3 separate regions of the Mus musculus genome follow, and regions 2 and 3 are each linked to region 1. A link is a loop called in an ENCODE intact Hi-C map of the cell type or tissue named here. Cell type or tissue: left cerebral cortex. All regions are shown on one strand. Each heading gives the region's core, and the rest is flanking DNA. Links, peaks and the distances in the headings are about the cores only.

What was found. A loop is a pair of places that touch in the nucleus more often than their neighbours do. Peaks named below come from ENCODE experiments on the same cell type or tissue, not always from the same donor. Only the 100,000 strongest peaks of a DNase experiment are listed, where the experiment ranks them.
Region 2: it touches region 1 in a loop (12-fold over the local background); 3 of 42 quality-filtered maps call a loop at or near these places.
Region 3: it touches region 1 in a loop (8-fold over the local background); 9 of 42 quality-filtered maps call a loop at or near these places.

The regions. Positions count from the first base shown.
Region 1 is chr2:35,552,157-35,562,139 of GRCm38, reverse strand. It overlaps Gm13446 (predicted gene 13446), which reads left to right and starts at 3,438. Exons shown (of 4, transcript NR_045894.1): 1 at 3,438-3,684; 2 at 3,772-3,906; 3 at 6,948-7,719. It also overlaps a transcript of Dab2ip not described here. In left cerebral cortex, for the core only: no CTCF peak of the experiment used is centred there; DNase peaks (open chromatin) are centred at 4,073, 4,645, 5,207, 8,117 and 5 more places; H3K4me3 peaks cover 2,908 bases; H3K27ac peaks cover 3,239 bases.
Region 2 is chr2:35,763,549-35,773,531 of GRCm38, reverse strand. All of the region lies in intron 9 of Ttll11 (tubulin tyrosine ligase-like family, member 11), which reads left to right. Among named protein-coding and RNA genes, the nearest start is that of 9030204H09Rik, 51 kb to the left of the region's middle. In left cerebral cortex, for the core only: a CTCF peak has its summit at 7,552 (motif pointing left); DNase peaks (open chromatin) are centred at 3,901, 4,517, 5,149, 5,520 and 2 more places; H3K27ac peaks cover 4,116 bases.
Region 3 is chr2:35,710,167-35,720,149 of GRCm38, reverse strand. Dab2ip (disabled 2 interacting protein) reads right to left here. Exons shown (of 16, transcript NM_001114124.2): 6 at 9,778-9,983; 7 at 7,140-7,284; 8 at 6,900-7,044; 9 at 4,645-4,881; 10 at 2,878-3,079; 11 at 1,212-1,390; 12 at 1-297. Among named protein-coding and RNA genes, the nearest start is that of Dab2ip, 93 kb to the right of the region's middle. In left cerebral cortex, for the core only: no CTCF peak of the experiment used is centred there; DNase peaks (open chromatin) are centred at 4,457, 4,736, 5,070 and 5,263; H3K27ac peaks cover 2,425 bases.

The DNA.
Region 1 (9,983 bases), core at 1,202-9,201:
CCCAGCCGTCCTTGCCCTTGCCCTAGACCTAGGCAACTCTCACATTTTTGTTTTTATTAATCAATTAATCAGTCTCTCTATGTATTTATTTGGAGACTAGTTGTCCTGAAACTTAGTATGTGGACCAAGCTAGCCTCAGATTCATGGAGATCCACCTGCCTCTGCCTCCTGAGTGCTGGGACTTAAAGGTATGTGCCACCACACCAGGCTTAGGTTCACTTCTCAACCTCTGCTGTTTCCTCTGTGCACATCGGTACTGATGGCTATGATTCCACTGCCCAGGGACCAAGCCCCTGAACATGAATGGAAGCAATGTTCAGCATGTCTGCCTTCCAGATGGGAGGGAGTCTTACACAACTTCAAGAAAGGAAAGCCTAGAGTTCCACCCAGCTTGCATACATCCAGCTTTGTTCCCATCAGGTTCCCAGGACCCTTCAAGAAGCTTGGTGAGAATATCACTGCAAGGAGAGAACCTTCCAGAGTGCCTCTGCCCCAGGCCTTTGCACCGCCCTTCTGTCTGCCTGGAATGCTTTTCTTTGCCTCTTTCCCCAGGTGAGCTGCATCCACTCAGCTCATTGCTCACACAACAGCATATTTGGACACCCACTAAGGCCAAGCAGAGAGATGTGCTCTGGGGATTCGGAGAGCTTAGAGATTAGAGAGGGCTGCATAGTTAATCCCATACCAACAAAATCCACAAAGCAGAACAGACTGGACAAGAGACAGCAAGACAGTGAGGTCTGTTTCAACGGACTCAGGAAACATGAAGGCTTCTCAGAAAAGACAACTTTCCAGGAGCCAGGACAAAAAAAATTTAGAGTTAAATGGCTGAAGAGATGGAGGGGGGATGCCCCAGACAGAAGGAACAGCCTGTGCAAAGGCCCTGAGGTGGGTCATGCCAGCAGAGCTGGTGTAGGGGAAAGGGACAGAAGTATAGGTCTATGGCTCAGACCTAAAAGGCAAGCCATGTGTGTACTAGTGGGGAAGGGTCAAGAAACAGGAGGAAGGCATGGGTGGTGGCTGTCCCAGAAGCCAGGGGAAAGAAATGGTTCAAGGAGGGAGTCATGGAGGATCTGAGTGACCTGCCCACACTCCCGTGGCTATGCTTGGTCATAGAGCCTCCCAGGAAGAAACCAAGGCTCCCTGATCCAGGAGCATCACTATCGCTATGGGAAGGGAACCAGACTTATCTTTTCTCTCCATATGCCCAGACTGAGGCAAGACCACGTGGACTCAACAGAAGGGAACCATCCACAGGCTAGGAGCAGAGCCCTCAACAGAAACCAGAAATCAGGTCACCTGGAAATGGTCTTCCAGCTTCTGGGTCGGTGAGGATGTGATTTCCACTGTCAGCCTACAGCATTGTGTCGTGGGCATCCTCACTCACAGGGGCTATCAATGGCACAGAGTTGCCTCTTTCAGAAAGCCCTCCTTGACATGGGGGAAGGGGTTCCATGGTGCCTGGGCTTCTTCCTTGGAGGCCTAACTGGGCTTTGTACTAACCTGGGAACTGCATAAAGGCAGCAGCAAAGTTGGGCTTCTTGCCCCCCATCCTCCTACCACACCCCCGGCTCATGACCTGAGGTAGTGTGGACAAATGAATAAACAGATGCATGGTAAGAGCTGGAGAGGGGGCTTCCTTTCTCGTCCTGACCCGGAACGAGTTTCAGCTATAGATTTCTGAGGCTGGCTTGGTGGGAAGCCAGTCCCTGCTCATCTCTACTGAGAACAATCCCAGAGAGAATAAGAATACAAGGGCTCTTCCTCTGCCCTTCCTGGCCTTGCCTGGAGTCTCCTCTGTCCCAATGCCTCTTTCCTTGATTCAAGACACACACTTCCCCGCCATAGCAGAATCCAGGAGATCAACAGGCTAAGACAGGGGTCAGGTTGCACACCACTGAGATAAAAACTGGCTCAGTTTCCAGCCTCGTCCTGCCCAGAGGTTGCTGTTGGCAAACACAGGGGACTGAGAGAGGGGCTCCTGAGATACCTCTGGATGGGAAGGGGCTCCAGGGAACTCCAGGGCTCTGCCCAGACATGTTGATCCCTGCAACCACTCCGCACATCCACAATTTTCCAGGTTGGATCGGATCTGTGCCTTCCTGGAACAACATGAAGGAACCTTTATGGGTCATGCCCAGGCCATGCCACGCTTGAGATGGACAATTCTGGAAATGCCAAGCCTATCTATCTTACAGCCCAGACTCTGTGTCCTCAGGCTCCCCTCCAGGAACATATCCCTCCAAAGCAGGTCTGGGGATTCATGGGTGGCCTCCCGTTCCAGACCAAAATTTCTTCCAGAACAGGAGCTGTATTCCTCCCTCCTCCCTCCTCCCCTCCTCTCCAAGGACGGATTGTTACATGGATAAAGTGTCCCACTGATCACACAGGATACAGTGCCCTGTCGCCTTACTGTCTGAAGACATCAGGTTCACAGTAGGGCCTGGCTCAGCCCCACTGGGGGCTGCAGCTTGAAGCATGGCAAAATTCTTCTCTCTCTAGACAGAGCTGGGCTGCTGTAGGAGGAAGGGAATTTGGCCTTGACTCTGGGCCAGGCAGCCAGGCCTGGCTGGAACAAGGGAGTCTGGAGAGAGAAGAGCTATCTCATTTTAGTGGAGTGTGTGGTCTCCAAAGGGCCACAACCCTGAGAAGACTTGCCTAAGTCGTTTGCCATGGAAAACCTCCTTGGCTTACAGTACCTTACCTTACCTAAGGGCCCTGTCTCCCCAGTAAACCCTTCATCCTGCACTCTCAACCTCCTCCTCTCATCTTTACTCCTGCCCTCCTGCTTCTCTCTGTTGCTGGGAGACAGCCACCATATGCCAGCATCCTAGCCAAATGAGCTGCAGCCTGGCCAGCCAAGTAGCCAGTAAGCTTGAATACCTGTGTCCCTGGGGTCCCAAGCCTCCTGAAGCCCCCCTAGAAGAACCATTCTGTGGTTTCCAGACCACAATCCCACTCTGCCTGGGCTCTGACCACAGCAACTTTTCTCCAGCATTTTGCTTAGGGCTCCCAGGACCCCAGGGGAGCTGAGAAGGATAGCTCCCCAATGGCAGCAGCCTGGGGGCCTTGTGTACCAGAGAGGAAAGCGGGAGCTCTCAGCTCAGCCCTGGCCTTTAATTACAAGGTACATTCAGTTGCCTGCTCATTTCTGCTTCTCTGCAGACCTCACTAATTGAATTTGCCACAGCAGCAGGCAGACCTAGGGGACTGAGAGACCAAGGAGCAGGGGGCTATAAACTTACTTCCTTTCCTGCTTGGCCAAGAGCAAAGTACAAGAAGCCAAGAAACTCTATCCGGTTACCGGACCATGCCAGTGCCACGTCTAAGGGGACCCTTCAGCCCCATGACCCAAGGCCCAGGGCACCCATGTCTGCCCTAAGCCCAGAGACCAGGTGGCACCCAGATGCCTGCCTCCCCCGACCCATTTCAACTCTGATTCCCAAAGCTAAGCAAAGTCTGCTGGAGCAGTGGGCTAAAATCCCAAACTCTGCCACTTAGCCACTTAGCTGGCGCGGCTCACCTACCGTAGGAGTCGCCTGGGTCCAGGAGGGAGTCGGGCTCCATGGCGTGTGGGCCCCTGGGCCGTGGCCCCACCTGATTTATGAACCGAGGCCGTCTCCATGAGCGCCTGCGCTTCTCCTTTTGTATTCCATCTGGCGGCTTCTCCAACTAGATGACTGGGTATTCCTGCAAGCAGGCCCCTTTCCAGCCCTCGCCTTCATACAGTACATTTAAAGTAGCAGTAACCTTTTTTTCCTCCCCCCGCAGCCTGCCTGGAAACATTAGAAGGGACAGAGGCGGCGAGATGTCTAAAATAGGAAGACGCTGGGGACGGCTGGCCTGGCTGCCCGCGTTGCTGGCTGCAGGGATCTGGTCCGGCTGTGCAGATGGAAAAGCTAGAAGGTAAGGCTGACACGGAGCTTAACATCTGGAAGCTGGTTCTGGGACCTCAGAAACCCGTGCGAATGGATGGGGAGGCTGACCTCCTCGTGGGAGGGAATAAGGGTGTCTGCTGTTCACCGCCTAGCACCCCAAAGCCCAGGGGCTTCTCCCAGGCCTTGCAGGAACCTCCCACTCAAATCTGTTCTCAGACATTTCCTGCAGTGTGGGATGCAGAAATTGACTCATCCATCCATCCAGTCACTAAATATTTTTTTTTGAGAATCCAGTCCTTGCCAGACACCGTGCTGTGCTGGGTCTGCAGCAGAGAGCAAGGTGAAATGTCTGGCCCACTGCAGGGGCATCGGCACCCGGCTGTGCTAGTTACTGCAATGGAGCATGCAGGATCGTACCCCTGGAGCACAGAGAATAGGGGCTCACTGGAATGAGCGAGATGGTCATGGGTGCTCCCTGGGGGAAAAGGCACGTAGCAGTTAGCCGGGTAGAGAAGGATGAAAGGCATGCATATGAGACATTGGGTAGTCGTCAGATTTGTTCTAGTGGTTAGAACGAATAGATAGAGCTGAGCAAGAGATGGAGAGGGAGTTCAGAGAGGCTGGAGTTGGACATCTGGTTGGTGACATGATTCCAGTTGCCTTAAGAAGACCTCTCTGGCCATTGTGTGAAGGATGGGGCAGGGATGGACAGAGCATGTCTATAGCTTCCACAAGAGCAGCTGTGGTCACACGGGGACAAGTTGTTAAGCCCACCCACTGTGGTACCGTTTGGAGTGTTTACCCACCCGTTTCCCAGGAAAGTCTCCCAAGGGTGGCTTCTGCTAGAAACCCATTTCATAGACAAATACAATGCAGCTTAGAGATGTGTCCAGGCCACAGCTTGTGAGTGACCACCTGGGCAGGTCTGGGTTCCAGAGAGGTCACAGCCTTGGCACCAGGCAGTGGAAAGACAAAGAGGCTTTCATTAGCTTGGCATCACCCTGGCCCAAACCAGTGCAGGCCAGTACCATGGGCTCCTAGCAAGGAGTCCAGGAGGGGAAATGCAAGCAGAGTGAACCGTGTCCAAGCTGATGCAGAGGCAGGAGCAGAGACCTGTGCTGACAGGGGAGTATCTGGTGGGGAGCAGACAGACTGTCACGTGACTAGAGAAGGTTCCAGTGAGACGAGCACAGAGATAGAGCTCAGAGGACCAGAGGGACAACTGGAGTGCAGGCTTGCTCCAGGGGCCACAGGAAGCATCTGTTCAGACAGAGGCTGACCTCCTTTCCAAGGGGTGCCTGGGTGTCCCTTTGAGCAGCCCTTTCCCAACCTCCCCAACACACAGTGCTGCCTGCTGAAGAAGAGATACCTTTGGCCCTCTGCCTAGCTGAACGCTGAGATCCGAGCCGTCATTGGCCTGCTTTTTTGGAGGAATGGCTGTGGAGTTGGGTAGAGAGATCAAGAGGAGAGGGATGGGGGACATACGTCTACAGGACTCAGATCAAGTTTTTTCTGCCCTAAGTCCATGGTATGGGCTTGCACTGGCTTGGACCAGGGTGATGCTGAGCTAGCGGCATCCATACAGTCTATCCCAGCTGCTACCTAGCGGCTCCCAGAGAGCCAGTGGCTGCTGACGTGGTCAGCCTGGCCACAGGGAGGTTCCTCCTGCTCCTTCTCCCCTCCTCCACACTTTGAATGACAGGATCCCGGCTCCCAGCCTCCTGCTGCCTTAATTACAGGGAGGCCAGGCCCTACCCAAGCCTACTGTGGGCAGCAGGCTCCCTGGATCTCCTCATTAAGGGTGCCTGGGGAAGGGATACTGCAGGGGCTGGGGGGAGTTAAGTATAGGGAATGGGACCATGTTTCCCCAGCAAGAAGGTGAGTTCTCTCCGGTCCTGGGGCATCCTGGGGGCTCTAGGACTCACTACAGATCAGCAAACACTGGGGAGACTGAGGTAGGAGGGTAGTGAGTTCAAGGCCAGCCTTAACCACATTAGTGGGAATCTAAACTGGACTGGGGCAGGCTGGCAACAAGATGCTAGCTTAGTGTTTTGGTAAAAGCACTTGCTACCTAAGCCCGACAGCCTGAGTTTGATTTGCGGAAATCACAGCAGAAAGAAACAACTGAAATTTGTACTTTGACCTCTCCATGCTTGTAGAACACGAGTGTGTGTGTGTGTGTGTGTGTGTATGTGTGTGTGTGTGTGTGTGTGTGTGTGTGTGTATGTGTGTGTGTACATAAAACTCTACATTCAATCCCCAGCAGCACGTTAACCAGATGTGGTGGTAATGCCTACAATTGGGAGACAGAGGCAGGAGAATTGGAAGTTCAAGGTCCCACAGCTACAGAATGAGTTCAAGGCCAAGTTAGGCTATTAGAGTTCTTATTTTTTTAAAAAAATGATCAGAGTGCATTATGTGGAATTCCTAAATAATCAACAAAAATATGTTTGCTTGTTTGTTTGTTTGTTTGTTTGTTTTTAAAAAGGGTAGTCCCCTTAGCTAATAACTAGACTATGCCCTTAGCTGCTGGATGACTGGAGTAACTGGACCATCCTTCAGGGCTAACACTAGGCTAGAAGGAGAAGACAGCCTAGGGCCCGGCCCATCTCTCACAGTCAGTGGAAGGTATGGCTTCTCCCTCTCTCCAGCTCTGACCCTCTCCACAGCTTGGTGCAGCCAATGGGGAGAGCAGAGGCCCGTTCTCTAGCCAAGGAAGCTGAAGGACTTGACAAAGCTTTTCACAATGAAGTCCAGGGCAGGAAGTGAGTCTTGGTGTCTGTACCTCCATCATGGGCTGCTACCCTCCCCAGCTTCTTTTCCTTTTCCAGACAAGGAACAAAGCTTGACTCTCTGGCACTTTCTCCACCCATAAGTAGACATGTTTACAGATGCACCCAGAGTCCCTGCTCTCCAGGGCTCCTTTGTAATAACTGTGTCGCCACCACACTCTCCCTTTCTTTGGTGACATCAGTGCTCTTGGCTGTGACTGTTGGACTTGCTTAGCATTACTTCCGGTTGTCATACAATCAAGCAACCTTACAATCAGTGTCCTTCCTTCTTTTAAAGACAGGATCTCATGTGGCTCCCCAGCTGATGAAGAACTCACCGTGACGCTCAGGGTGGCCTTGAATGTCTCCTCTTCTGGCTTCCACCCCTTGAGTACTGGATGTACAGGCGCGTGGTACCACGATGGTTTTCACCTCAGCGCCAGGCACTGAACCCAGGATTGCATGCATTCTAGGTGAACGTTCTGCTGCCTGAGCTACATCCCCAACACTGTGAGGAATGTCTTCATGTACCCCACTCGTATCCATCTGATGACTTCTGTAGGTTAAACTGTAAAACCACAGTTGGTGGAGCAGAAAGGCCTGCAGGCTCAACATTCTACAAGTGCTGACTTTGGCCTAGCCCTGGTATGAGGCCTGGTGTAGCCAGCATTCCCACTGTTGTGTGTTTATAATCTAGCTGAGGGGAAACACACTCTTTCATCAAAGATAGATGCTATTGAGAAAGCAAATAGAGGCCCAGAGGAATCGGATCTGAACAATGGATTGATGGGTCCTGCTGTGCAAAGTCCAAGGGGCCATCAAGCATGAGTGGGCAGAGCCACCGCAAAGGCTGATGGGTAGAAGGTTCAAGATGATGGCCAGGGTGTCTAGAGTGGGTGGACAAGTGAGAGGATGGCTTGGGGAAGAGAGGAAGATCAGAAGCAGCATCATGGAGAGCTCTATGGGCCGGGAAGTATGAAGCCCATGGCAAGGGGTGGGTCCAAGAGGCTCCTTGGCTGCTGCCACAAGTGAACTCAGAGAGGCCACCTAGGACATTGCTATCACTGAAGGTAAAAACCCTGGGAACTCCAGCAGGGGGTGGGAGTTGACGGAAAGTGCATAGATTCAGGACACCTGAGGGGATCTTGAGTGGCATTGCAGGGCCAGCAGAGAAGCAGGGTGGGGGTGGGGGTCCAGGATGACCTGGAGGCAGTTGGTCTGCTCCAGGGAGAGGAAGAGGGCTTGGGCGGGGCACAGAGAGCTCTGCTGTAGCATGTGATGATGGAGGAATACAGGCAGATGCACAGAGATGTCAGAGAGCTCAGAGCGGCAGGAAGGATGGGTTGGGGTAGCATATGATGTGGGTCTGAGACCCACAGCTCCCCATGAAGTCTGTTAGGCCAGCCCAGCATGAGATCTTGCTCCAGTCACAGTTGCCTTAGGCACAGAAAGGAGTTAAATAGGGGCTGTGGGTGTAGCTTAGTTGGTAGGGCGCCCAGCTAGCATGCAAGAACTCCTGCTTCCATCCCTAGCACTGCATTATAAACAGAGCATGGTGATCCTAGCACTTAGAGATGGAGACAGGAGGATCAGAAGTTCAAAGTCACCCTCTGGTACACTGGAAGCCATTCTGGACTACAAGAGACCCTGTCCCCCCGCCCCCGCAAAAAAAAAAAAAAGTGCATAGAAAAGAAGGGAGAAGAAAAAGTAAAGGAAGAAAAGAGTGGAGTGAGACATCAATCAGAGTACTGAGGGGCTGGGAGCCCTGCAGGAGGCATGAGGGAGAGAGGACGTGTGCCTGGCAGCAAGCTTGATCATTGCTTGCCTCTGCAAAGGTCAAACTACCAGCCCAGCATGGAAGTAGTGCTGCCTCTGTCAGGTCCTGAGCCTGGCCCAGCCGGAAATCCAGATGCCCAAAAGGAAGACTCAGAGCTTGCAATCTGAGAGCAAGAAGAGAGTGAAGTAAGAACATGAGGGCTAGTGGTCAGCTCGGCAGATTCAAGAAAGCATGGGGAGCGGGGCTGGCCAGGTAGGACTGTGACGGATGAAGAGGAGTTCACAGGACCGGAAGCAGGAGGCGTGGGAATGCATACACTGAGATAGTGTGCTCCCACATCCTTCCAGTTGTCTCTATGCCCCAGATTTTCTGCTTGAACTTTCCTAAGGCCAAAGGGAGGCCAGGAGGAGCCCAGATGCCCTGCTCCCACTGAGCTAAGTGCTGTGGTGTCTGGCCAGGCTTAATGCTGCCTGGACACTGCCTGGGCACAGGTGGCAGAGCTCAAGACCAGGTGCCAATCTACCTGCCTTGGTCCAAAGCCCACTCCATCGCACCCGCTGAGCGACCCTCAGCACTCAAGCTCCCTTTTCAGTGACTCAGTTTCCTCTTTAGTGCCTCTGGAGCGTGAGGGTAGGCCCTGGAGGGCTGCTGGGTAATTCATAAATTGGGCAGTTGAGGATACCCTGACCTCTGAAGACCATAGCACAGCCCCCAGGAATGTGTGTGATTGGCCCAACGTGGCTTCGTCCCCACATTCTCTTCATGTCTTCCCCTTCCCTCTCCCCCCACTTCTTTCTCCCTCTGTCTTAGTAACCGTTCTGTTTTGTGAAGAGACATTATGACCAAGGCAACTCTTATCAAAGGAAGTATTTAACTGGGGGCTTGCTTACAGTTTCAGGGGGTTAACCTATCATCATCAAGCAGGCAGCATGCCTGCAGGTAGGGAAGCATAGGGCTGAGGGCTACAATCTGATTCACTGACAAGCAGGCAGACCGAAAGAGAAAGACAGAGACAGAGACAGAGACAGAGACAGAGACAGAGACAGAGACATACAGAGATATGGGGGCATCCTCATTCAAATCACCACACCCTCCCACCCCAGCCACATGGCAGCCTCTCGGGCTTTGTTTTGGTTTAGAAGAGAATATTGCTATGTGGCCGTGCTGGAACTTAGCATCCTCCTGCCTCAGCTTCTGCAGTGCGGGGATCACAGGTGTGTGCCAACATGGACTTTGGCACTCTCCCTCCCACCCCAGGGCCGCAGCAGTGCTTCTGCAGGAGTAGACCCTTCCCCCAAACCTACCCCAGTCCTTGCTCTGATCACAGACTGTGGTCCAGAGCCACCCTGTTCACCCCACCCCGGCCCCACAGTGATTTCCTCCGCAGACCTCCAAATGGTGCATACTCTGCCAGTCCCCACCCTCAAAGCAGGTCCATCCTGTACTTAGAGCATCCAGAGGAGCTCCTAGCAAACCCCAACAAAGCCCATGATGGGGGGAAGCTCAGCTGTCCTTTTTCTCCTCCTCAATTTATTGGGCACACAATGCAGTGAACCC
Region 2 (9,983 bases), core at 861-8,860, 210 kb before region 1:
TGTCCATGGTAGGCTAGTCTCATCCACTGATCTAGACTCCCAACCCCATTTTAAAAATAATATCCTTATCAAAGCAGAGGTTGTTAATTTTAATAAAGTCCAACTTTCTTTGTTTCATTGTTTCTTTAATAGATTTTGCTCTTGAAGTTGCAGCAAAAAAATTCAGAGCAAAGTCACCTAGATTTTTTTTTTCATTTTTCTCTGAAGTGACATGTTGGTATTTGAAAATGGAGTTATTAGCTAAATATGCATTTTAAGCTAGGCTAGCATGGTGTCACATACCTATGGTCCACTCTTTAGAATGATAGGAGGAGGGAGAGGCGGACGGAAGAAAGAAGAGGAGAGGGAGAAATCGGAGGAGGAGGAAAAGGAGGAAGAGGAGAAAGAAATGGAGAAAATATCCATATAAAATGTTCTGCTTGAAACCAAAGCCAGCAGATTTCAAGATTTCAAAAGAAAAGAAAGATCAGAGAAAATCAATAGAAAACAGTTGCAGCCATTACATGTATTAATCCAATTATATCAGCCATGAGTCTAAATGTGAGAGCCTCAAATTGCGGGTCCGAGTCCGTCTGCTCTGCCACTGGGCACGGCCTCTTAGGGAGTCGGAACTCGGGGAGTTTGACTACATTTATCCCATGCCACTCTTGGACATCCACGCTCCATACCATACCCACTTCTCAGAGTAGGCTTGAGATTAAATACCTTTGCAGGGAGGAATGTCTGGGAGGGAAGCTTATTGGCTAAGCCCTCCGGGCCTCTAGGTACCTCATTAGCATGGAGAACGCTGTTGATCATAGGACACATTTATGTGGGAAGCACTTTTATGTGAGAAGCATGGCATGTGTTCCAAGTCAGAAATCTGGCAGGGAGCTGGGAGTCGCCTAAGCCTCAGGTGTGTGCCCACAGAGTCTCCAGGTCTCAACCTGCTCTTCCTTACCAAACTTCCTGGCATGGTTTTACATCCCACATCAAATATGTCAATTAAAATGTGGAACCTGTTGAGAAGATCTTAAAAAACAAGAAAACAAGCCAGGTGTAGTAGCCTTTGCCTTTAGTCCTAGCACTTGGGAGGCAGAGCCATAGGCAAGTGGATCTCTGAGTTTGAGGTCAGCCTAGACTACAGAGGAGTTCCAGGACAGCCAGAGTTACTACTGATGATGATGGTGGTGGTGGTGGTGGTGATGATGAAGATCATGATGATAATTCAAAAGTAAATATACAAAGAGACGACTCTATGATATTTATGAAAACCCCATTTAAACCTTAAAAACACAGAGAGTCAAGGAAAGAGGTGAAGACACACAGACAGACATATACTCACACAAACCAAATCTGGGATGGTGTGCCTTTGTCAATTCTGGACAAAGCAGGCTCTAGAACAAGGAAAATGGCCAGAGATGAAGATGGGCCGTAAGCACAGGGTCAGTCCTCTAGTTGCACATAACAGTGCCACACATGACTGCAGCTGACAGCAGCGAGGCATTGCACCTGCAGCTCCACTGGGAGACAGTAGCAGCCCCATCTGCACCTGACAGGGGAGCTGCCCAGGAAATGGGTCAGGGTACAGGTGGACCGAACGCTTGCTCCATGGGCTTGACCTGGTAGATGAGTTTAGTATGCTTCACGCAATAAGACTGGAATACACATTCTTCTCCATTCTTAGGGAATATTAACCCATGCGTCATATTAGTATTACGTTAAACCTCCATTAATGTGTTTTTTAATATTGATTGATTGATTGATTGATTGATTGATTGCAAGACTGGAAATTGAACCAAGGGCCTGCTTGCTACATACACAGTAGACAAATTCTCTCCCACAGAGCTGAACCCCCACTACTGTTTGGTTTGGTTTGGTTTGGTTTGGTTTGGTTTGGTTTGGTTTGGTTTGGTTTGGTTTGGTTTTTGAGACAGACTCTCATTGAGTTGCTCAGATTAACTAGCCTTAAAGCAGCTGGGTAGCTGGAATTACAGACCTGCAGTGTCAGAAGGCAGAGAATTCGATAAGGTGTTATCAGACTACAGGGGGATAATACTGAAGTAAGAACAAAGAAGGCTGGGAAGCTTCTAGAATGCTACAGAGCACGCGCCTGAACACCTGTGCTCCGTCTCTGTTCTAAACAGTCTAACGTGGCTTAGCTCCATTTTCTTTTAAACATCTGGGAGAACTCACAGTGAGGAGCCCTTTAGGGCCTGGTGCTTTTTGGGGGCAGGGAAAGCTGTTAATTATTCATCAACTTTCTCTAGGAGCTATTAAGTTCGTTGGATTATGAGTTTCCTTATGTAAATTTTGGTAAATTGTCACCTGAATTACTAAATTCACAGGCATAGGTGTCATCCATGACGCTCATGCGTGGCCCTAGGTGGGGGGTACACTTCTGATGCTAACATTAGGACCCTTGCTCTGGTTGCTGATATTAGTAATGTATAATTAGTAGTTAGCGATCTTCTTTTTCTCCTCAGTTAAGCTGGCTAGAGGCTCATCAGTTCTATTGATCCCCCATCCCCACCCACAAGGATAAACTCCTCTGTTTTATTGATTTTTCTTGTTGATTTCGTGTCTAATTTCATAGATTTGTTTTCTGATTTTTACCATATCTTTGGCCATTTTGAATTTGCTCTTTTTCTGTTTCCTAAAATAAGACTTTTTTCTTTTCCTGTAAGACAGGATTTCTCTGTAACCCTGACTGGCTTGGAACTCACTGTGTAGACCAGACTGGCCCCAAATTCACTTGTGCCTCCACCTCCTGAGTGCAGAAGTCAAGGCTGTGAGTCACCACACCCAGCCTGAAAACATTTCTTTTTCCAATTTCAGAACGTCTTGCCTAATCCATGTATTTGATTCTGCAAATCTGACTACACTGTGTCCCACACACTTCAGTGTGTTCTGTTTTCATTTTTATTTAGTTCAAAATATTTTTAACTCTCTTTCGAGCCCTCCTTTCTGAGAGTTTTATATTTATCTTGCCTGGGCCCAGGCTGTGTTCACTGTGCTGTGGCTGCCGGTGCCAGAGGCCTGGGTTTCCTCTTATGCCATTGGCTTTATTTTTCTCCCCCCATTGCCTTTGGGTTTTTCTGAAGTCTCCTTCCTAAATGGAGCCTGATAATCCCCCACCTGTGTGCTGGGGTCCCGGGCTGAGCCCGGGCTTCTATTGCTGTGGAGAAGCAAGGTAACCAAAAGAAAGATGGGGAGGGAAGGGTTTATCTGGTTCACACTTCTGCATCACAGTCCACCGATGAAGGAAGTCAGGGCAGGCATCTGGGGCATGAGCTGATGCAGAGGCCATGGAGGGGTGCTCCTTAGGAGCCTGCTCATCATGCTTTCTTATAGCGCCCAGAGCCAGGGCTCGAGACATGGCTCAGTGGCTGAGAGCACTGGCTGCTCTGCCCAGCACCCACATGGCAGCTCACAACGGTCTGCAACTCTAGGCCTAGAGGATCTGACACCCTCACACAGACATGAATGCAGGCAAAACCACAAATGGGCATGAAATTAAATACATTATTAAAATACAAAAAGACAGGACCACCAGTCAAGGGGCCCCACCACCCACAGTGGTCTAGGCCCTCCCACATTAATCATTAATTTAAAAAACACAGTCAGATCTTTTGGATGCAGTTTCTCAATTGACTCTCTGAGGACTCTAGCTTGTGTCAGGTCACAAGCCAGGTTTATTCTACATCCAAACCACAAGAGCCTTCCACTTGGGTGGGGAAGATAACCCACCAGATGCCGACATTGACACAATGGTGACCTGCGAGGATGAGGCAGGAGGATCACAAGTATAAGGCCAGCCTGGACTACCGTGGGGCCCCGGGAGCCTCTTCCATGAATGCACGGCCCCCACCTGGAACTTGGGCACACTCAGCTCCATCAGTCAGCACCTACCATGAATGTGTCTCACGAATCACTGGCAGAGGCTTTCTGTGGAATCTTGCGATAAAGCTGGGCGTCCTAAAACTCAAAAGTGCTATCTGATCGGTCTGCACGTGGGCTCTCGGAGGGTCCCAGCTAGACCAAGGTCTCCAGCAGAGAGCACAGTGCCAAGGTTTCCTTCTCAAGTGTGCATTCATTCCACTGGAACAGAAAGTCACAGGGCTTAAAGCCCGAGCCCCAAGTTCTCCCAGGGTGTGAGCGTGTCTGGTCACCACTGTGGGCAGAACTGTCACCAGCATCTAGCAGGCAGTGGCTGGGGATACTGCTAAACCCCCATGATGTCCTGGGCAGCCCCAGCAAAGAGCTACTCAGCTCCAAATGCCAATAGCAACACCATTACCCCCTTGGGCTTCAGAAAAGACAACCACTGAGTCTCTCAGAAGTTCCCTGTACCCCCACCATGGCTATGCGCCACAGCTGCCATCCAGGTGAGGGTGAGGGAGGTTGTGGAGCCTCCCAGGAAGAGTGCACATCCCTGCTGGGGCAGACCTGACATCACCCAGCAGCTTCTTGGTGGCTGTGGGCGTCTCTGCCCCTGCTTTTCCTGTTCACTGCTTAAAAAGAGGAGGGAGCCTTATGTAATCGCAGCCTCATAGAACCTTCTGTCATTTTGGCACCCTTGGGCTGGGAAAACCCCCTCCCTCCTAAAATCCCATGGGGCATGGAATTCTTTCTTTCTGTTCTAAGCAAGCTCTACAGGTTACAAACTGGGCAACAGCAGAGTGAAAGAGCAGCCTTTGAAGGCACCTCTGCTGGCTGTCTGCACTCTCTGCATTCCCATCCCCCATCCCTCCACCATTTTCCCCTGCCATGGGCACCTTTATTATAGACTGCTGGTCCCCATCTCTACCCCCCTGCTCAGATGTTTCTGCCTGCCCGGAATTCCTCCCATTCCCACCATTTTAACAGCCTTGACCAGACCCTGTGAAACCCTTCCTGCCTAAGAGTTCCTGCAGTGCCCATCCCTGATATCAGCCCCAGCACTCCCTCCCCTCCCCTCTCCTCCCCTCTCCTCCTCTCCCCTCCCCTCCCCTTCCCTTCCCTCCCCTCTGATACCCACAAGTGCCTTCCTGCCAGATCCTGGTTCTCTTTGGGGGCCTGTGACTTAGTTCTGTGAAGTAGATGTGCTCTAAAATAGATGTGACTAAGCGTCCACAGGAACAGGCGGCTCTTGGTTCTCAGAGCGGAGGCTTCCAGTCCCCACAGTGGTTTCCAGGCACTCCTTAGGCACTCCTCGGGCTCTCTGAGGCACGTGGGATGGATCTCGAGGCAGTCACTTGCTCTCTCCATCCCGGGCAGCACCACCTGGCAGCCACCAGCTGCCATGCTAAGGGTGTGTGACTAGAGAAGATGACAAAATCCTAAAGTTCAAGTCTCTCCTCACTTTCCCCAGTGCGCTCCAGGACAGGATTGTGCCCAGGCACCGTACAAGAAAGAAACTGGTTTTTCAGATTTTCGTGCACTAATAAAATTACCTTCTCTAAAGAAGGCAATTTGCATGTTAATGTTTTGGGTAATTCTGTGCAGCTCCAATGCCCCCAGGGCTGCAATTTCTCTCTGACAGGGTGACAAAAATAAACTCCAGCATAAAGGAGCATTTCCCTTCCTGCCTCTGAGCTCCATGTGACGTTCTAATGCGAGTCAAGCTGGAACCCACTGCTCCATCTTCTGACACTGATCTACCTCCTTTCACCTCTCAAGTGACAGGCAGGCTCTGAAGAGCGCCTCGGGGTTGTCTCCTTGAGGACAGGGCTGGGACCCCTTGTGAGTGGACATCACCCCTACAGCCCACCTTCTCCCCCGAGGCCCAGCCTTCAGCTTCTCTAAATTCTCAAAGGTGCAGCTAGGTAAAAGGGCACCACCCACCATCTTGGGGTGTAGAGGGCCACCACATGGGTGTATGGAGTCTATGCAGCTGCCCTGCAAGGGACACGCTGTCCCATCAAGCTTGGGTCCCTCTGGTGACTTAATGAAATCAGGAAGGGAGCTTAATTCACAGGTGTCTTCTCCAGGCCAGACACATTGGTTACACATACATACATACACACACACACACACACACACACACACACACACACACACACACACAGAGCCTACCTGAGGCACTTCCCGTCTTCATGCATAGTGACTGATAGCCCAAGTAGGATGACAGTTGTGCTGTGTGTCACACAGGTGTTGCTCAGAGCAGCCAGGCAGACATGTAACACAGAAAACTTCCTGTAACCTAAGTATTATAGATAGATAGATAGATAGATAGATAGATAGATAGATAGATAGATATAATTCTGTAAAAGAAAATACCTTTCAATGAGCATAGCATAGAGTGATTTCTCTCAGGAGGTGGATCAGGGAGGTGCAACTGAAAAAAATAAACTCACTATGGTCAATAGCAACTGAGATTAGAAAGATGCAACGAGTCACCAGGCGGGATGCAGGGACAGGGCATTGTAGGCCTAGAGAGTGTTCTGGAGACAGAATGGGGTGGAATGGTAGGAAGGGAACACTGCTGTTCAAACCCACTAGAGAAAGGGATGAGGGACTTAGGAGAGTGTGGATTCCCTCCTGAGTTTCAGTCAGGGGAATGCAGGGCTGACCTGGTCTCTATTAGGCAGTTTCGGAGGCAGGAGGGCAGGTGAGGTGGGCACAGGTGTCCCACAGCCCGGCAGAGGTCAAACATCCCAGCAGGTGGAGAGCTTGGCTTGCTGTGTTTGATGTACAGAATGAAGTGTTTCAGGAAGCTGAGGTTGTAGGAGAGAAGTTTCAAAACTGACCCGGGGTTTCTGACTCCTGAAAGTAGGTAGGTGGAGGTGCCATTTATCAAGGTAGGTAAAAAAGACAGGATAGGAAAGCCCACAACAGATTCTTTGAGATGCTAATGAGGTATTCCAGAGGCAAAAGCCCCTGTGGCCTGCAGATAAGGACTGGGAGGAATTTAGATGGCATTTCCTCACTGGAGGTATTTAAAACTCAGCTAATAAATGACAGGGAGGACAGGGAAGGGGGCAAGGGAGGAGCACCCTGAGGACCCCAGCACAAGGGAACCAAGCAGCCAAGGGGGCAGGGGGATGGGGAGCTGCCACTCAGTGGATGCTGCAGAGGGAAGCTGACAAGAGGTGAGAGGTGGAAGGGGAAGGAAGACACCCACTCCTTCAAAAAGCTGTGCTAGACCTGAGGGGCCCAGAGCGGTCCTCTCCTGGGCCTGGAAGGAGGGTGCTGCAGAGGCGTGCCTGCACCTGGGAGGTTTGGCTGAGAGGGATGGGTTGAAGAGAGAAGAGGAAGAGATAGATGGCACCTCAGGCAGCCTGTTCCACTCCAGAGGTCAGGCTGTCCTGTCTGGTGGCTGACAATCAGAGAAGACCTGTGCTGGAGCATTCAATCAAGGGACAGATTTCAAAACACCTGTCTCTCCTCTCATCACTACCAAAGACCCTTTCATAGATAGCATTTTGCATGACCTTACTCCTCATTATAAAACATCTTCCTCTGGAGCTGGAGAGATGGCACAGAGGTTAAAAGCACTTTTCCAGAGATCCCGAGTTCAAATCCCAGCAACCACATGGTGGCTCACAATCGTCCGTAATGAGATCAGATGCCCTCTTCTGGTGTGTCTGAAGACAGCTACAGTGTACTCATATAAATAAAAAAAATAGTCTCCCTCCAGAGGATGTAGCTCAGTTGGTAGAGCACTTGCCTGGCATGTACAAAGCTCTGGGGTTGATGCCCAACGCTGCATGACAGTAGGTACCTGTGACCTCAACTCTTGAAGGTGGAAGCCTGAGGATCAGAAGTTCAAGGTCATCGTCAACTATACAGCAAGTTTGAGACCAGCATGCGCCACACAAGAACTTGTCACTAAATAAATAAGCAAGTAAAAAGAAGACCTTCCTGTGCAGTGTCTCCCACTGTTCCCTCAGGGTCCCAATCCCAGGAGACTTTGGCAGGATGTGACCAGGAAGTGTCCACTGGAAGAAAGGCATGGCTCCTTCAAGTATGGCATGTTCTGATAGGTGTGCAAAGATGTTTGTTACAGCATCATGTGAACATAACATTAGTAAAGAAAAAAGAAACAGAAGTGTCCCACTGTAGTGAGAGGGGCTTTATAGCTCATGATGTGTACGCACTAGGAACGTCTGTGCAGTCTGGGAAAAAGCGAGTGGATATGTATATGCAGATACAGGGAGGGGTCACTAGTACACTACACGCTCAGTGTGGCCGTCCATGCTCAGAACCCGAACACTTGGGAGCCTGAAGCAGGCAGATGAGAATGAAGCCAGCCTGGGCTTCACAGTAAAAGTCTGAAAAGAAAAAGAGAAAGAGAAAAGAAGGAAGGGATGGAAGAGAGAAAGCAAAGGAGAGCATAAAGTACAATACTCAGCCCAGGATCATACAGAAGTGTTATTGATGTGCGCAGAGCCTTGTGAATTCCATTTCACATGGATCTATCAGAGATGGCAATCAGCACGCACTTGTGGCAGTGTCAGAGAGGACGTCCTGCCACTCAGGACCTCACAGGACAATATATGAAATCACAGTTCTTTTCCTCTATGCTTGCCCCAGGCCCCTCCTCCCCTGCCTTGCTGGCAGGCGGGCAGGTGCCAGGAAGTGGCCTGCACCTGCGTGGTGGGCTGAGGTTGCAGGTCATCACCAGCTTCCCATCCCTTAACCAACTAACAAATTAGACCCCAAACCCAAGGCTTGGAACAGCCAAAGGAAGAAGGGGGAGGGGAGGACCCTAAAGCTCCTCCCACCTAGAATTAAGTGAGCTGCGACATGTGCTGGATGCATGTATTTCTCCTTCAAGGCGTAATTGCTGTGCAAGGTCCTGGGACAATGCTGTCTCTGACATTCTTTCTAAGTCAGAGATGTTGGCAGCTTGCTGGGGAATGAGTTTGGAGCCTCAGAACACCCATGAAGCCACTGGTCACAGAAGAGATATCTGGAATGGCATGAAGCAGGGAAGGAAGGATGATCAGTTCTCAGGCGCCATCTTCCCAGTGCGTCTGAAGCATCCGTCTGTTATGGTGGAATCAGGGGTGATGTCAGATGGAAGGAGACTGGGACCACGGGTCTCTGCCAGGGCCAGCCTGTGACCTGTGATTAATGAGAGATGGAATGTTTACTTTCACCCTTGACTGTTTGTCACTGGTGTCGCGGGCTTCTAGGGATAGTGATTTTTCTGCACGGTCTATTTATGGCTCTGTCTCCACACTTACTCATTTCTCCATCCAGACAAGGACAAAGGTGGAAGTGGCGTCTTCCTGCTGTGACGCTTGTAGGCAGTGACCGTGCACGCTGCGGGAATATTGCAGACTTGCTACCCTTTAGTCCCTGTATGGCTGGGCCTTGGGGGGTCTTTCCTCCTCATTCCGGCTTGAGAGAAAATGAGGAAAGGGCAATGGTGGGGACCCCAGCACTACCCCTATGTTGGTTAGTTTTGGTCGGTTTGATACAAGCTAGGGCCCTCAATCAAGGAACCGCCTCCATTAGATTGGACTGTAGGCAAAGCTGTAGGACATTTGGGGGGCGGGGCTGATGTGATTGATGTGTGGGCCCAACCCATTGTGGGTGGTGCCACGCCTGGGCAGATGGTCTTGGGTTGCACAAAAAAAAAAAGCAAGTAGCTCCATGAGTAGCTCCAGTAAGCGGCAATCTTCAATGGCCTCTGTTTGAGTTCCTGCTCTAAGAACTGTGAGCTGAAATAAACCCTTTTCGCTACAAGTTGCTTTTGCCCGTGGTGTTTAATCACAGCAATAGAAACCCAACCTAAGACACCACCCATGTCTGAAATGTGGCCTTGGCCAAGAGAACGTGACCACCTGCCTTGACCTCTCTAGTTGAGCACTATGGCCTCCTCAATATGAAGAGTAATCATGCCAGCCTCTCTGGACTACCATGGGATCTCTGGAAGAGATGGGGTCCTAGCAGGCAGAACTTACTAATGATTGCATTTGGTGTTGTTTTGTTTTTTATCACTTGCTTTAGTTATTTTTCTGGTGTTCTTATAAAATGAGAAGAGCAACTTAAAGAAGAGGAAAAGTTGTCTT
Region 3 (9,983 bases), core at 738-8,737, 160 kb before region 1:
ACTGGGGCTGCCCTGGCTGGCCACCCAGCCAGCAGCTGAGTCGCAGGCACCTGCCCGTCAGCAGGTAGGGCGTCTGGGCCCACTGGGGAACCTGCCTCCCCATCCAGCGTGCGGGCGTCCTGGAGGTCCACCATGGACAGGCTCTTGCTGCCATTGGCCATCTGCAGGTCAGGTTCATTGGCTTCTGAGTAGCTTGAGCTGCGGGCAGGTGAAGGCTGGACCCCGGAGGACCTTGTGACAAAAAACAAGTCCTTGTTTTCGGGGGTTGGAGACGGTAACCGGGTGAAATCTATCAGACTGCAGGGAGACAAGCACACACAGGGAAAGAAGGGAAAAACCGTGAGTCCAGACCAACAGCACCACCATCTGCAGGCCTGGCAGCCTCAGGCAGGTCTGCAGATATGGCTGGGTGGCAGAGGGGCTAAGAGTCCCAGGATCACTGGTGAGGTAGCTGGTCCAACAGAACTGCTCTCTAGGGACCAGCCCTGCAGGAGCATCTTGGGACAATGGCTGTCAGGGTCTAGAAGTGCCCCACGGTTAAACCTAAGCCCACCCTAAACCTAGCTTAGTATCTCTCTGCTATCCCTGGGCTCTGAACTGTATCCCCATTTTCACAGTTACCGAGGCTCCCTCTGCCTCCTCTTCTGTTCCTAGCCAGCCTGGTAACTCTAGTGGGGGCCTAGTGAAACCTCCCCTGCCCTGCCTCCTTATGCTACCCTTTTTGAGTGACAGGCGGGGGCTGACATTCCTGGCAAAAAACAGGGTATCAGAGGAGTTGTCAAGGACACGAGAGAAGCAGGCAGGCCTGAATCTCTGCTGCAGGCCATACCCCCTCTCACAGCAGTCCTCTTGCCCTGCCTCCCAAGTATTGGCACCACCACGCGCAGCAAGAAGGGGTATTTTTAAGAAGCACAGGTCCCGAGGAAACGTCAGGGATTGGGGTCAGTAATTATCCCTAAACACAGACTTTCTCAGCCCTCTGCTCGGGATCGACCCTGAACCCAAGAATGTCTTTCCTAGACATGCACCTTTCCCAAAGAGCAGAGGCATTCCTCCTTCAAGAAGCCTGCTCTGATTTATCTCAAATGGAGCTCATCTCTTAAGTTTGCTCCACACACTCAGGGTCTCACCAGGCTTCTTGTGAGTGCATGTATGGGCATCATTTCCTTGCTGGCACAGCTACCCCGCCCAGCACAGCCCGCAGCTCTTACCCAGAGAGGTCATTTTCAATCACCATCTTCTGAAGCCCAGCAGAGACGCTGCTGCTGCCGGAGCCCGGGGTGGAGGCCAGGTCATTGGTGCCAGGGAGCTGCCCACTGCCAGGAGTGCTCAGTGCTGTGTGGACATCCCTCAGGATACGAGGCAGAGGTCCCAGCTTCGACACAACGCTCTACAAGAATGGAAACAGGCAGTTGTCACCTATGTCACAGAAACTCAGAGCCCTGACCCCCACCGGTCAGACCCAGCAAGAGAGTACTGCAAATCTGCTTTGTCATAGCCCCCAATCTCCCAGCCTACACTTCCCTACCCAAGAGGCATCTCTGGTAGCCCCTCAAATTACCTACTTCATCAAGGAGGTGGGCTAGCACCCTCTGATGCCTGAGCCTGTAGAGGCCAGATACAGAACAGATGCAAGGTGCTGGTCTAAGAAAGGACAGTGCCTAGGCCCAAGAGAGGAAGGCCTAGTGCCTTCTGAACCTCCGTGTCACAGCACAGATGTGTAGAGGATTCCAGCTGAGCTGAAGGAGCGGACACTACCATGCAGTGGAAAGCCCTGAAAGAAAGAGCTGGCAACCCCATGGCAGAGCTGTGGGGGCAACAGTTCCATCTCACATTCTTGTCACACCCTATTGCCTGTGTGACAACACTGATCATTTTCTGTACTTCCTGCCTGGTTCTGAGACCCATGGGACAGTGACCAGCATACTGGCTCAGGAACGGAAGGAGGGAGGAAGTCATGAGCAAAACTGCATTCCTGCAATTTCAACAGCAAGAGTGGCAGCGAGAAGTGGGTGAGATACAGTGTTCCCACTACAGGATACTCCACTGCACTAAAAGGCCAGAGGTAGTGGTGAGTAACGTGACATGGGAAGACACTCACAATGTGGATGAGAGGTACAACAACCATGTACAGCTAAGTTCTCACTGGAAAACAAACTGAAAGGCAGAAACCCACATGTACTTGTGCCTGAATGTAAGGATGTGTCTATGAGATGGCAAAGCAATCACCTCCAGGATGGACAAGAGGCGGGTACCAGCCTGGGGTCAGCAATCATCACTTGTGTAAAGTGATTCCCTAGCGCCCTGGAAAGCAAGGTGAGTTAAGAAGTGGTTCCTGGTAAACACAGTAGGCTACAGCCACTGAGATCAGCAGGGCTCCAGGCTAGGGAAGGGTTTCTTGGGCCAGGTAACTGAAGCAGCGTCAGGCATGCAGGGACTAATCCTGTCCACTGACAGCTAATGGCAATTATGAAACAGTTTCTTTTTTTTCCTGAATTTAGGACCAAACTCGGGCCTTGTACATTGCCACTGAGCTCTAAGTCCTGCTCTACAGAGGTTCCCAAGTCTGATCTGTCACATGGAGGACCTCAGTATCCTTTCTTTCTCAGTACCTACAAACCAAGAGCACGGGCTTTTTCAGTAAAGCAACTAAGTCAGACCCTCTCCTCTCCCGCTTGGGTAAGGAATGAGCATCACTGTGTACCTGGGCTATCAGAGCTGAGCACACAGGGGTAGACCTGGACCTAGTACGCAGAGCTAACGGCTATAACGGCTGGGGAGTGAACATCCAGAGAGAGCCCCACTACAAGCTGATTGGCCCACAGGTGTAGGGCCTCCAACCTAGCAGATATACCATCTAACCCAGGCAACAGGCACCTGATCAAGCTGGCTGACAGCTTCCCAGAGCAGGGAGTGCAGGCTAGAGAGCTCCCGGCCCAGGTCTATGTAGCCCTCGAAGCCTGCTGTGTTGGAAAGGGTCTCGGGGTTGGAGATCTCCAACAGGAAGCGCTGCATGTTGGTCCACTCGTGCTCCAGGAACTGGTTCATGAAGGACATGTATTCTTCCTTGCTGCCAAACCTGGACAGAAAAGGGTGGCCAAGGTGAGGCCCTTACCTGAGTCAGATCTCATCTCCTTCCTCACCATGGCTGCTGCCAAGCAAGGTTCGGAGTCACTAGGGCCTTCTTCTCAAGGCCAAGACCACTCTACCCTCTTCAGAACGGAAGTCACTAGAGTTTTCCGTGTTTCCTCTAACACTGCCCATTATGGGCTCCTGCCTCTTCTCCTCCAGATTTGCAAGCCAAGCACAGAGGTCAATTTCAGATCCACACTTGGCTCAGGGTTTTAGTCATCAGGAACACCCCCAAGACCAGTGCCCTCCTCCGGATTCCCCTTTCTCAGGGAAGAGACCATCATCCACTGGACAAGTCAGAGGTCTGGCAGTGCTGTCAGCTCCCCTTCGGCCTGCTGACCTGATCTTCTAGTCACCTACTATCTGTCCCTAGGCCACTGCCTCCCCTCCCCCATGCCTATCATTTTTAACTGAAACCTGGCTATAGCCTCCCTCAGTCTCTCTTATCAGCCATACCATGTTCAGTGGAGATCCTTTTCAGGATCCAGAAGAGGTAAGGGCCATGTTGTGTGGTCCATCTCTGCACCATGTGGCCTTCAGGTTCCTGTGGCCCCCATGGGTTACTTCTCATCTCTCCTAGACTCCTTTGGTACCAGGCCCTTGCCATCATGCCAGCCTCTGTTCCTTATCTGAGCTAGATGATTGGCCTTCCTGTTTTTTCTCCCCACAAGCCTTTGCTCCCCTGAGACTCTGTCATTCGTCTTGGTCCCACCCTTTTCTCTACTGGACTTGCCTCATGCCTGATCATGTCTACAGTCAGGGCCCAGCTCAGACAGACCTGGGCAAGGGCTCAATCCAACTATGAATTAATTATAAGACTACCCAGCCCTGCCACTTTAATCTACTCTGTCTATAATGGCAGCCAAGGGGTTCAGAGAGATGGCTCAGTGGTTGAGAGCACTTGCTGCTCTTGCAGAAGACCCAGATTCAATTTCCAGCATCCACATGGTACTTCACAGCCATCCCTAATGTACTTTCTGTGCGTCTGATGCCCTCTTCTGACCTCTGTGGGCACCAAGCACTCATGTGTTATACAGACAGACATGCAGGCAAAAACTCACACATAAAATGATTAAATCTTAAACAAACAAACAAACAAACAAACAAAACTTCTACAAAACCACCAGAAGTGCTTTACAGGCAATCATTTTGGCAGCATTAACCCAAGTGCCCAGCTACTCAGGAAATCAGCCATTCATTGCAAAGTGGAGCTTGGTGCTAAAAGACATACGAGAATCCTTATGGCATATTATGATAATATGTTAATTCAAAAAAGCAGAAGGAAAAAATATCTTCTCTTCCCACCTCTGAAACCCAAAGAAGCATACCAAACGGCACTGCACCACTGGGAGGGTGGCTGTGGGGGAGGGTTTATTCTGAGGTAAGTGGCGGGGGAGAGACTAAGGGGGACAGAAACAAAACCAAGGCCTACTTCACTAGTCCAGGCCAAGGTCACACATGCACCAAGTTTCTGTCCCTGTGTACTTCAATCCCATGGGACACAACACTCACTTGGCAAAGTTGGCCAGGTTCTGGGTGACTTTGGCAATGAGCGTGAGGGTGCGAGCCGTGCGGTCGTCAGGATACTCCTGAAGCAGGTTGAAGAGCGAGGGTGACATGATGGCAGGGCACAGGAAGCGAAGGAAGAGGGAGGCGCTGATGAGCCGTTCACTGATATCTGGCCGGCCTCGGCTGCTACACTCCTGCCGCCATGAGGCGAACACCTCCTTAAGCTCCCGTGGGAAGACGCTGCATAGGAACAAAGATGGGCCTGGGGGTCAGATCTGTTTGAGTCACATGGAACCCTGAGTTCCAACCACAGCTCTATGTTGATGGTGGAATGAGCTCAGGGCTCTGCAGCCACGAAATCTCAGACATTTAAGGAAACAGCCAGCCAGGGTGGGCAGAGAGGCTGCTCAGCAGACAGGGTAGACTCTCAGTGAAGGGTCCAAGTGTGCTGAGCGTGGAGGCGGGTGGAACTGGCTCCATGCCAATATAAATAGCAAGAATGCCACTACAATCGCGCTCGTCCTCCCAAGGGGAGCACCTCTTTCTGCTCCAACAATAGGCTTCTGGGTCTAGAGGCATGAAGAAAGCCACAGGGCAGGCAGATCGCTGTTCCTTGGGCTCCTATTTCTGGCTATCAAGACTCATCCCTCTGCCTGAATGATGTCATAGGAATCTGGGTTTCCCACAGAGCTCATGATGACTGGACAGGGAGTCTCCCCAGCTAGCGAGAACACAGTCTGTCATGAACTAGCTGGGGAGAGAAACAAACTTTCCTGGGGTGACAGTTAAGAAGGCACTAGCACAGAGTTCTTGGCTCCATTGAATACCCACTTTAGGTGAGTTTCCTACCTTTTCACCCCAGGGCATACCAGACCCCAGTGCTCCTTGGACCTAGTCTACTACCGACTCTGTCCTGAGCCCAGCAGACAGGACGTGGGGCAATAAATGAGGCAGAGTCAGCAAGGCTGCCTAGTGAAATGGGGGTAGGCAGTCTACTGCCAGGTGATGTCTACTGATGGTCTTGTCCAGAAGAGAAGTCTCTTCTAGATGACAGAAAGAAGAGACTCCTATCACAGAAGGTCTTCCAATGGAATGGAGAGCAAAGGTTGAGAATGCAGCTTAGTGGGGAGATGACAGTGTGTTCCGAGGGTGCTCAAGGCTCTACAATTGTCCCCTTACCCCAGAGAAGCATCGCATGCAAAACAAGCTGAGGGACCAGGACAAGTGGGCACTACCACAAGCACTGGCCACACTGACCCCTTCCTAAGGTCACGGTTTACCCAGGAGGCCTGCCTTTGCCTATCTGTTGGGAAAGGCAAGCACTTCCTGTGGCACCTCTGAGCTAGTGCTTCTGACTGCAAGGGTATGGACGATTAGGTTACATGTAGGGCCAGACTATGTAAGATCAAAGGAGACGACACGGGAGAAAGAACCAGACAAATGTGGAGATATGGCTTTGGAGTGGCTTGGGCAGGACGAGCATAGCTCTGAGCTGAGATGATGGTACAGGCACCTAAGTAGCTTCTCTCATGTGGATACAAACTCAGCACTGTGGCTGGCAGCAAGGCCTACAAGGTCAGTCCCATGTGTGCTAAGCACAACCAGGGTTAGCACCAGGCCAGCAAGGCGTCATAAATGCAGCAGGTGCCTAGGAAACCGGCCTTAAGAGAAGCTTCCCAGGAACGAATTCCAGCCCCATTTGTAGCCCCAAACAAGTAACTCATTTCTACTGTAATACTACCCCTTTCTTCTCTGCTCTGTTTCAGTCAGAGGACTAGCTAGTGCTCCCTCAGTTGATACAAGGGTAATAATCGTCAGGGACAGGCAGATGAGGAGCCACTGGAGCAGTGCCAGGACACCAGGGCTCTAGCTCCATGTTGCACCGGCGCACTGACATTCGCCTCTGCGTGTGCAGGGTGCTCACCAGTTGTAGGTAGAGAAACAGCCATTTCCAGGTTTTACACTCTCTCTCTCTCTCTCTCTCTCTCTCTCTCTCTCTCTCTCTCTCACACACACACACACACACACACACACACACACACACACACACCTTACAGGTATTCTTGAGTGCTTTCCTATATTTAAGAACTCAAAAAGGGGCGTGACAGGAACCTGGCCGTCCAACAACCCAGTGGAATCAGATGCTGGCACCCAGGGCAGGAGTGGGGGCATTCAGACAAAAAAAGATAGTCAAGATGAATGGAAGGGAGGGATTAGGCCAAAAAAGGAGCACACAGCTCCCAACAGGTGGCACTAACCAGTAGGAGTTGATGATCTTGCAGAAGGCCAGCTCACAGCACATCTTGAGGTTGCCCTGGTGCTCAGGGAGGTCAGCGGATGAGCACTTGCTTGGGTCCACTTCACAATTTTCATCTGACTCATACAGAGCTTTGATGAACTCACCTGTGGGCGGGCGGGTGAGCATGGAGAAAGCAGTGAGGGTCTGATGAGCACCGCCCAGCCCTTGCCACCTGCTGGCCCTGTAATGTCCCCACTACCTAGTGCGTCCTGCAGGTACTTCTGGCCCACAAGTTTGAGGTATTCCTCGATGGCCTTGGTGGCCAGTGTGTTCTCCCGGAAGATGAGGTGCTCATTGTCCCCACAGCGGTCCACCTCTGACATCATCAGGTCTGTTAGAAAGTCCTAGGGAGGCAGAAAGGGAGCAGAGTGGAACTGAACTGAGCTGAGCTGGCAGAACCATCACTGTCCTTGGCTGCTGGACAGCCCAGCTGACCATGGGAAGACACTGGCAGAGGAGCTGAGCTGTACCTTGCCTCTGGCTGTGGTATCTGACAGGATGAGAGCTCCCTTCCTCTCAAGCCCAAAGTCTACAGGGCAGGAGACGATGCCCAGCAATCTAGCATGGGCCAGGGTTTCTGGAGTTCTCAAAACTCATTTCAATGTGCCCAACTTTTGAAGATCTTTTGAAATACAGAATTAAGACCTTAATCCAGGAGGCCAGATGACCAACAAAAGGAAGGGCTGAGAGATAGGTGGGTCCAAGAGGAAGCTATGGTTGACAACCCCCACCCCCACCCCACGCACATCTTGGAAATACAATCAGAGGTAAGGACCCATCCCTGCTGAAGCAGCACCATGACTTCTATCCAAAGCCACCATCTTCCTGAAGTTCTGTAACAGCTCTGGACCTCAGCACTGGGGTAAGACATGAATCCTAAGAGGTGGGCAGCAGAAGAGAGAAAGCAAGGCACAGAGCAGATAGACAACCTGCCCAAGGCCCCACAACCATCTGGGGTCACGTTCTGCATCCAAGATCACAGAAAGTTCACTGAGAGGGGAGTCCTAGGATGGGAACTGGAAAAGCACACAGCTTAGACAAGCAGGACCTAAGAGCGAGCAAGAGGTGTCAGGACTCAGGTCTGGGGCCCTCGGAGTGCAGCTACATTGGGAGGGCAGTGTCTCACAAACAAATAGTCTTCAGCATGAGTTCTATCTGGTTCAAGAATGCCCTGCTAGTTCTAGATTGTTCCTGAGGCAATAACCCAGAGACATCAGTTACTTCCTACCCCTTCATTCTCTGTGTGCCTCTTGGCTACTTCATATATCAGCTTCCCAAGCCATAGCAGCCCTTGGGACTGGGAGCTAAAAAGACTCAGCAGCAGGGAAGGTTAAACCTTCCAGCTTACTCTCTTCAAACTCCCCAGAATCTCTAGCCCACCACCACCAGCAAAGCCAAGCCCGGCTGTATGGGCTGGAGAGCTGGTTCAGCAAATAAGAGCACTGGCAGCTCTTCAGAGCCAGCTTTGACTCCTAGCACCCACATGGTGGCTCACAATCGTCTGTAACTCTAGTCCCTCTTCTGACCTCTGTGGGAAGCAGGCATGTATGTGGTGCTCAGACATACATGAAGGCAAAGCAAAGTCCCTGTACATATAGAATTTTAAAAATGTAAAAACCAGACTATAACAACAACAAAAACCATGCAGTATTTCAAGAGTTGGCCTAGCTGGCAACCTACCCAGCCAGCCTGAAGGCAGGCATATGGGGAAGAGGGTCCTGAAGACATGGAAGAAGGCAGCACTCTCCCTAAGGAAGTCCTTTTCCCTCCCTGTCCTTCTGCAGGGCCAGTCAGTCCAGCAGCCAATGGAGGATGCAGAGGACAAAGGGCTTCCAACCAGGGCCTCCCCCTGCCAGGGCCTCTAGGAAGAGGTTAAGAGTTGATCAACGGTTCATGGAGTCTTAGACCACTGAGCTCTGCCCACTGAGCATCCAAACCCAGTTCCCCTCTTGGGCCTCCCTGACTACAATAGGCTGGGGCTTAGGACATTACCTCAAAGTGACCCTCTACTCCCATCCTCATACAAGCCTTCGTTCTCAAAACTTTATCATTCCCTGGCCCGTTACCTCAAGTCTCCCATAGTGCAGGGGCTAGTAGAGCTCAAGTCCTTTCCTCTGACTCTTTGTGGACAGCAATTCCCAAGGGACAATGAGTGGTGACTGGAAAGCATCTCACCACACTAGCAAAGCCCGTTAGAACCATGCGCTACTGAAATGGTGTGCCTCCTGGAGATATTCCGTTCTCTAGACCAGTTAGGTGGAGCCAAGCTGTGTCCTTTCTGGACCATGATCAAGAGTGGCAAGCACTAAAAGGTGGCAGCAGCAGCAGCTGGGTACCTCTGGCTCTGAAGCAGAGCCCAACTGCACGGCTTTCTAATCCCTATTTCTACAGTCACCAGGACCATGTCTGGCTGTGCATACTTAGGAAGTGTGCATACTTGTACACCTGTGTGTAAAGCTCCATGTGAAGGCGTGGGTTGAGACCAGGGCTCTGAAGGTAGCTCATCTGTTGGGAATAGCTGCCAACCGGTATCTCACTGGTATGTGGGTTTGGGCTTACATGCTGGAAGAGTCCAGGCACACTCCAGCACGAGCACAGCAGGGGAGCCCACTCAGCGCTACTAGTTCTGGTCTATTCTCTGTGCAAAGTGCCTTCAGGGCGCGGCACTGCTACTGGTAGAGTACAAAGTTTTCCCAACGCATGGCACAAGGCTCAATTTTAGGGAGCCCATGTGGCTGAAATGGATATACCCCAGTCCTCCGAAATGAAGCAGATCATAACACCCCAGATCCATCAAGCGTGGACAGCCGGCCTTCCTGCAGCAGCGCCACACTCACCTTCACCTTTCCCGTGCTCTGCAGGATGTGCACCAGAGCCGACGCCATCTCCTCCTTGGTCTTGGCACTGAGGATGGGTTCCAGGGCTGCGCACAGCCCCAGGTAGTGGTTAGTGATGTGCTCCGCAAACTCCTTGTACATCTCCATAGGCAAGATGCTGACGGTCTGGTAGCGTGCCTTGATTCGGATCATGGGCCCAGGGCCTT